2 separate regions of the Homo sapiens genome follow, and region 1 is linked to region 2. The links are chromatin contacts, found by Hi-C in ENCODE. All regions are on one chromosome and are shown on one strand. Each heading gives the region's core, a stretch centred on a gene start or an enhancer-like site at or near the end of the contact. The rest is flanking DNA. Distances are from core to core; before and after follow the strand shown.

Region 1 (4,327 bases), core at 139-2,638, 620 kb before region 2:
AATAAGTAAAAGAGTAGCGTTTCAGTTTACAAGGGAAAGTCCATATAAATGTGCAGTATCAAGGAAAATAGTATGTCATTTTCCTTCATACTGCAATGAATTAAGCAGCCTATGATACAAATTTTCAAGCAGAAATTCTTTGAAATGCAAATGACATTTAGAGAAAAGTGATGGTGTCTATATGAATTATTACAAATAAATGTCTTTTTGAAAGTACCTATTTTCATACATTGCAGTATGGATGACAATAGGTTCTCTTTTTCTCACATTTGTGACTGATTATGATTATTAGTAATAGAGCAATATCTAGAACTAACTAGGCATTCATCAATAAGTAGTATTAAATGATTACAATAGATGCATATTCAGAAAATTTTGATCATGACTTTTACAACTCTAAACTAAGAATACAGTGTTTACATAAGCTAAATATTCAGCTTTTCAGCCATTATAACTACTTACATCCTTACACTGGTATTCCTCTACTACTCCCCATTTCATAACATGTTTTATAGTGCACTTAAAGAGAAATGTGCATTTTAGCTACACAAGTCTGCAGGTAACTTCAGCAACTAACCTTGCTGTCTTCTTTCTCCTTGGCTTTTCCTTGGAGGGGTTTCTTCTCTCCAAATTCACAGGTTGATTTTAACGCAAGCTGACAAGAAAGCATGGAGCTCTCTGTTTCAGTAAGTTCCAAAGGTCTTGAAGAACAGTGCTGTGACCCAGTAGTGCCAAGATTTGGTATCGGAAGAGCAGTATGCACAGGCTTTGACCCAACAGCTGGCTGCCTCAGTTTTGAGGCAACCCCAAGAACAGGCATGGCTTCTATAAAATTATCTTCTTGCTGCCAAAGAAAATGCTTCTAACCTCAGTCTGGTAGACTCCAACTTTAGTATTTCCAGAACAAATACTTTAAACAAAACTAGCAGTCATCCTGATTTTTAAAAAGCTAATAATATAATTTTCAGGAAGAGGCAAAACTTCCCTGCATCTTTAGTTAAGTATCTTTTCTTTCTTGCTGGCTGGGATTCATATTCATTCTCATTCTCTCTCTCTCTCTCTTTCTCTCTCTCTCTCTCTCTCTCTGTCTCTCTCTCTCTCTCTCTCTCTCTGTCTCTCTCTCTCTCTCTGTTCAGTGACTCAGTATCTAAGTAATACTAAATACTCCTTTGGGGAGTAAACTCTTCTTCAAGGTAACTGCTACAAAGCTCCTTCTTAGGATTAAAGAGCTCTTAGTTTTGCTTATTTTTTTTTCTCACTAAAGCAGTCTGAGTCTGAACTTTGAGATTGAAAAAGAGGAAAAAATCAAAAGGAAAAGCCCTTCAGTCCAACTGTCAGAGCAGCCAAAAGACCACAACAGTGGAAGGACAGGGGTTCTTCCTGATTTCAGAAATAGCCAGCCTGCATTCTCTTTTTAAAGAAAATTGTATTTCCCCCAGCTCAGAAAAAATAAAAAGAATGGACATGTTAATGGCCAAAACAAACAGCTGTTGGAAGAACTTTTAGCCCGGAAACAATCTCAGCAATAAAGTTGTTTGTCTGATTTCCAGCTATTTTTCACTACTGACAGCCATGAGCCACGATGTTCATTCTGTTGCATCCCATGAAATCAGGCTAAAATCATGCAATAGTGCAACTAGCTAAAGCAGTTAAATCATTCATCGGACCATAGCTGCCTAGGTTATGAAAATAGAGTAAACACAGGAAGCAGGGCACTAAATATGTAGTAATCATTGTTCCCAAATTTAATAAGTCATGATTATAAAAACATTCAAAGCTAACACTTATGTGGAATGTATTACAAAGCAGTTATGGAGCTAAGCATTTTATGCATTATCACATTTAATCATTGGAATGACTCAAAGTATAGGCATATTTATTTTCTTCACTTTATAGAAAGAACAGCTATGACTTGGAGACACTGAAAAAATTGACTAAAATGATGAAGCTAGAAAGGGGGAAAGAATGTATGATTTTAGTTTGTAAACCTGTCTTTTAAAATGGTTGAAAATAACACTGTTATTCAAGCTTATGACGTCCAACTTAAAATCCCAAGCTTCTAAAAACTGTCCAAACAGATACTCAGTGAGAATGAATGATGATGCTTCCATCCATAGAATTATTTTAATATAATCATAGCATGTTCTATTTCTGGTTAAAGCATGTCAGGAACTTTAAATAAACAAGGGGTAAACTTTTAAGAAAACATCTAATGTACCATGCATTATTGTTCTGAAACTGATTGCACTCAGAAAATGGATACAGAGAGCAATTATATACACCAAATATAAAAATTAGTAATAATGCAACCAAAGGTCTTAGAAAAATGAGTGGTGGACACTTAGTATAGACACAATGAATCATGGAAATTATTAAATCGTAACCATTTTTTATAGAAAATGTCTTTCTTTAGTGAAGAAATGGTCATCTTTGGCCTACTGTTTCCAGGTCTTTAAATCACTACGTACTTTTATCTAAGAAGCAGTAATTTATAGATGAAAGAGCCAATAACTAAAAGTATATGTTCTGCTGATGCAGCATAGAAGACAGGAAATGTAAGTTAGAAGTCTTGCAGGCTTTAAAAATAGTAACCCAAGTGGGCTTTACACAGCGGGGTAATACAAAACAAATACAACACTAGTGGTATCAAAGAAATGAAATAATCTCTCTGAGGAAGTAAGTTATTTTGCAATTTGCAAACCATTCAACACATTATAACTTTCAGAAACTATAAGGTAATACAGAGTTGGAGAGGTTCATGTTCGTAAAATGAGGTTTAGTTCATAATAAGACATATGCAACTTGTAATCCTCACAATGCAAAACAAAACAGCACCTAAATAATAGAACTTGTGGGAAAAATTGATTCTAGGAAGTTCACTCAAAACATATGCAACTTTGGGAGTATATTGCTAGCAAAAATAATATTGGCACCTCAGAAAATAATTTGGACCACTCAAGGAAGTGACTCAGAATTACATAAAAAAATAATTGGGTATAAATGCTGGCAACACTTTAACCAGAATTGGTGGAAGAAATCCGGTTGGAAGGCAAACTCCAAGCCAGTAGGCTTGCCATTGAAATGGGTACAGGGTCAGGGCAACTGCAAATATTTAAGAGCTGCACAAGGCCAGGGGCATGCCCCTTTGAAGAGGAAGCCCCAGATGCAGGCATTCATTTTTGTTTTTGTTTTTAGTTTTCTTAAAACTGAGCCAAAAGGGCTCCTGCTGACTATACAACATTCAAACTGAGGGCTTCTTTGCCCACCCAAGGTTATAATTCTACGCTGACTATTCTGCTTCCCTTTGCCTAGAATAAATTGTATATAAAGCTACACAACTTCTGCATTATACTAGTACAAAATTCCTGTTTGCCAATTACAAATGAGCTCATTGGTATTTTGGAAACATGCATTGGAGGAGAATGTATCGTAATTCCTGGAACAATTAGATTGAAAAAAAAGGATTCACATTCAATAAGATGTCTTTTCACTTTGAAATACCTTTTGCATATTAGGCAATATCTTTCACTCTGACTGAAATATAAGATGGTATTAGTAGCCACTGTCAACTAATTTTTTGCAGTAATATCTACCACCAAAAGCAACAAAACCAAACTAACTTACTATAAAAAATGTGCTTTGTGCCAGGAGTTGTCATCTCAATTTATCTTAAAAGAACCACACCGTTTTGAGACCTAGGAGACAAAGGCACCGAGAAAGTAAAAAATTAGCTTACGGTCACTGATACCTTGTAGATGAAGTTCAAAATGAGGTTTTACAAACTGAGTTCAACAAACCAGATGTGATGGTGACCTGAGTGCTTACTAAAATATAGATGATTGTATTCATCTCGAACCCACTGTGTTAGTCCATTTGTGCTACTATAACAGAATATCTAAAACTGGGTAATTTATAAATAACAACAGATTTGCTTCTTACAGTTCTGGAGGCTGGGAAGCATAAGAGTGAGGGGCCCATATGTGGTGAGGGTCTTCTTGCTGCATCTACCCATGGTGGAAGGCAGAAGAGCAAGAGAGCACTCATATAAGAGAGACAGAAAGGGCCAAGCTCGCTTTTATAACGGATTATACTCTCATGATAATCCCACTTCCACAATAACATTAATCCATGTATGAAGTTAGTGTTCTCATGGCCTACTCACCTTTTAATGTCTCCATCTCTTAATACCATTCACAATGCCAACTAAATTTCAACATGAGTTTTTGGAGGGGATGCAAAACTCATGTTGAAACCATCACGAGGGAGAGGGAAAGGTCTGAGAGTCATATTTAAGCGAATTGATTCTTCTAAAAACTAGAATTTAAGA
Region 2 (4,607 bases), core at 761-3,260:
TTATTCACTACCATGAGAACAGTATGGGGAAAACCACCCCCATGATTCAAATTATCTCCCACCAGGTCCCTCCCACAACACATGGGAATTATGGGAGTATAGTTCACCATGAGAATTGGGTGGGGACACAGCCAAACCATATCAACATATGTGATATTGCTAGGGACTGAATTGTGTCCTCCCCAAAATTCATACGTTGAAGTTCTAATTTCCAATGTGATTGTATTTAGAAATAGGGCTTTTAGGAGATAATTAAGGTTACGTGAGATAATAGAGATGGGTTCCTAATCTGATAGGATTGCTCTTCTTATAAAAAGAAAGAGAGAGAGAAAGAGAGAGATTTCTCTAGGAATAGGACATGTGAGCACATAGCAGGAAGGCAGGAAGCTAACCAGGAAGACAGCCCTTGTTAAAACTGGACCATGCTGACACCCTGTAGGGAACTTCCAGCCTCCAGAATCATGAGAAAACAAATTCTGTTGTTTAAGCCACTCAGTCTATAGAATTTTGTTATGGCAGCCTGAGCTGAGTAATACATATACCAAATTTAGGGCTATAGGAAAGCTTCAGGATAATGGATTTCAGATTGTGCAAAGGCTTTGTTATGAGGAATCCATTTGGAAAATAGCCATAGATGCTAAATGCCATCACATTTACTTGACCTGGCAATTCACAACCCATACATTCAACATAAATAACAACAGATTGGATGAGAAAAGAATACTTTTATATATACACTCTCAAATTTTAGTTAATCAAAATACTTGGGACAAAAATCGAAGCACTTGATAAAAAGAGTTGATTCAGATGTACTCTTTCCCTGAAGGTAACACAATAGTTTCCCTCTTCCCAAATCAATTCCCAGTGAATAATAGGACAATTTGTCACTTTCTAGACATTGGGGAAAAGGTTGTAGTTTTCATGTAATAGCATCATAGATATCCAAGACCATACAGAAAGTAAATGATACTGGAAAGTTGGAACTCCATCTCAGCACTAATTAAAACCATTGCCTTGGTCATATGCATAGGAAAAAAGAAAACAAAAAGAAATACATCTCAAAAGTTTTCCTCCTATAGACCAACTAAATTCTGTTTTAACTTGTAGGATTTCTGATGCAAAGGCCTGATAGAAGTTATCTGGCCACAGAACAGAAAGGTTTTCTTTGATATACCTGACACATAATGTAAGTATGCTTTTACTGAATATTCCCAATGACAGCAAACTCACTATCTTATGAGTCAACAAATTCCACCGTGGAATAGCTAAATCTTACAATCTTAAATTAAACCAAAAGATGTGTTTTTTTGTTTAAAGACTTTTTCACAAATTCTCTTTTGAAGCAATGTGAAATATTTAGAGTATGAAAGCAGTCATCACCAAATTTAATGTAGCCTATTTTTTATTTTTGCCTTTCTGGTCGAACTCTTTGTATATTCATTTATAATGTTAATTTTTTCAGTTGTATTACAGCACAGGAAAACTAAGCCTATGTATTATTATCACTTTGATAAATGAGACTATGAAAGTGATTAACAGCTTTTAAAATAGTTCACAGCAAAGCTCAGCCTTTAAAAAAAATTAATTTGCAATAAAAGAAATGAGAAATGCATTGGATCCTCACCTTCTCTTCTTTAGAGTTTTTCCCTTGATAATTAATGACTTAGACCTGCTACAGTTTGACATGGGAGAGAGGATGAGAGAAAGAACTGTTGATCCCCTTAAAAAAGAATACATGAGTTTATTGTCCCACCAAATTCTCAAAAGAGTCTGAGAATCAGAAAAGGTTAAGAATCACTGAAGGGAAGAGCCTTCAATAAAAATGAGACTTTAGAAATAAAGGGTTAAATGTAATCACAGCCACCAAATTGCTTTAGAGATAGCAATAAGGAAATTTCATTGGACTTTCAACCTCTGTAGACAATGGAAGGTGTTTGTTCAGTTAACTTTTCCGAAAAACGACTTCCTGCCAAGCAGTAGGCTGCAACACTTGCACACAATAGTCTGCACTTCCCACACAAGCCACTGCGAAAATCTGGATTTCCGTGGACTGTTTCTGAGGAGTGCCATTATATTAGAGTCAAGAAAAAAAGTGGGAGGGAGGAGGGAAACACTGCATTCAATTCTCTTGCAATCTATTTTTAACACGCCTGAGAAGGTTTTGAGCTATTAATGTAATGAGGCTAGACTCAAAAACAAAAAAAGACCAGCAGGGCAGCAAAGGCCCAACATGGAGGGAGGGGGGTTAATTCCTTAAGGATGTTGACAACTGTTTCAATATCACATGAGATGTTTACATTGCCCATCAATGTATGTTTAATTTGAGGAAATCCTGATTAAAAAGAAAATGTGTAATGTGAGTGAATTAGCTTTCCCCCGGTACTGTTTTTCAGTCAAGGGGAGTGTTTCATAACTCTCTGCTGTCCATCCACTGAATTTTATGTCTTACATATTTATCAGGAGAAATTGCTGCAATCCTCCATGCTGGTGGTGCTCTAGACTCTTTTAAAAAAAATGAGGAAAATATATACATATAAAATTTACCTTCTTTACCAGTTTTAAGCCTACAGTTCAGTGGTAATAAATATATTTATATTCTCTTTTTTTCCTTCATTCTCTCCTCCCTTCCCAGCCTTTCATAACCACCACTTTACTATCTTCACAAGATTCACTTTTTTACCTTCCACATATGAATGAGAACACACAATATTTGATCTAAGTTTTTTTTTCCCCGTAAAAAATATGGTCCCAGCTACTTGGAAGGTTGAGACAGGAGGATCACTTGAGCCCATGAGTTCATAGGCTACATAATGAGACCCTGTCTCTAAAAAGAGATAGATAGATAGATAGATAGATAGATAGATAGATAGATAGATAGATTTGATCAACACAGCTGTGATTCAGGATAGGTATTGATTGCTAGAACACTCAAGAAACAACAGCTTGTGCCAGTGTAGCATCACTTAAGTTCAAGATGTACCAAATTTTATGACACTGTGGAAGCTATATAGTAATGCCCTGCTGTTAAATTTCAAAAAGATAATACAATCAACAGCCACCACTTAGTGAAAAGTTGGGAATCTTAGGAGTATTTTTTAAATGTATTTCTCTAGGATACAAAATTAACATACAAAAATCAGTAGCATTTTTATATGTCAACAGCAAACAATTTAAAAAAGAAATCAAGAACGTAATCTCATTTACAATAACTACAAATAAAATAGCTTTGAAATAAACTTAATCAAATAAGTGAAATAACTTTACAATGAAAACTATAAAACATTGATGCAAGAAATTGTTAAAGGACACAATAAAATGGAAACAGATTCCATGTTCATGAATTGGAACAATTAGTATTGTTAAAATCTCCATACTATCCAAAGCAATCTACAGATCCATTGCAACCCCTATCAAAATACCAGTGACATTCTTCATAGAAATAGAAAAAAGAATTATAAAATTTATATGGAACCACAAAAGACCCAAAATAGCCAAAGCCATTGTGAACAAAAGAACAAAACTGGAGGAATCACATTACTGACTTCAAATTATACTACAGAGCTATAGTAATCAAAACAGCATGGAACTGGCATAAACACAGACACACAGATCAATGAAACAGAATACAAAACCCAGAAATAAATTCGTACATCTATGGTGAACTCATTTTTGACAAAGGTGCAAAGAATACACACCAAGGAAAGGAGAGTCTCTTCAATAAATGGTGCTGGGAGAACTGGATATCCATATGCAGAAGAATGAACTGAGCCCACTCTCTCTTACCATATATAAAAATCAAATCAAAATGAATTAAAGACTTAAATCTAAGATCTCAACCTAAGAAACTACTAAAAGAAAACATTAGAGAAACTCTCCAGGACCTTGATCTTGGCAAAGATTTGAGTAATGCCCCACAAGCACAGGCAACCAAACCAAAAATGGACAAATGGGATCACATCAAGTTAAAGAGCTTCTGCACAGCAAAGGAAACAACAAAGTAAAGTAACAACCCACAGAATGGGAGAAAATATTTGCAAATTATACATCTGACAAAGGATTAATAACCAGAATATATAAGGAGCTCAAATAATTCCATAGACAAACTAAAAAACTGATTTTAAAATGGGCAAATGATCTGAATGGACATTTCTGAAAAGAAGAAATACAATTGGCAAACAAGTACGTGAAAAGGTGCCCAAGATCATTAATCATCAGAGAAATGCAAATCAAAACTACAATGAGATACCATATCACCCCAATTAAAATGGCTTTTATCAAAAAGACAAGCAATAACAAATGCTGGCATGGATGTGTAGAAAGGGGAACCCCTGTACACGGTTGGTAGAAATGTCAATTAGTACAACCACTATAGAGAACAGTATGGAGGTTTCTCAAAAAAACTAAAAACAGAACTACCACATGATCCAGCAATCCCACTGCTTGGTATATACACCAAAGAAAGGACATCATATAATAAAGAGATATCTGCACTCCCATGTTTACTGCTGCAATATTCACAATAGCCAAGATTTGGAAGCAGCCTAAGTGTTCACAACAAATGAATGGATAAAGAAAATGTGGTACATGTACACAATGGAGTACTATTC

The links. A loop is a pair of places that touch in the nucleus more often than their neighbours do.
Region 1: a map of endothelial cell of umbilical vein shows a loop between it and region 2 (2.9-fold over the local background). The contact joins the promoter of NAV3 here to the enhancer-like site in region 2. A Hi-C loop is called at or near these places in 1 of 168 maps with a recorded cell type or tissue (endothelial cell of umbilical vein).

The regions. Positions count from the first base shown.
Region 1 is chr12:77,827,955-77,832,281 of GRCh38, reverse strand. It overlaps NAV3 (neuron navigator 3), which reads right to left and starts at 1,388. Exons shown (of 40, transcript NM_001024383.2): 1 at 578-1,388. The coding sequence starts at 820.
Region 2 is chr12:77,210,919-77,215,525 of GRCh38, reverse strand. No RefSeq gene overlaps it. Among named protein-coding and RNA genes, the nearest start is that of LINC02464, 100 kb to the left of the region's middle. Within about 2 kb of position 2,010, at least 2 of the 41 ENCODE cell types and tissues checked have a DNase peak (open chromatin) inside an H3K27ac peak, as active enhancers do; they include endothelial cell of umbilical vein, where a contact is called at or near this core.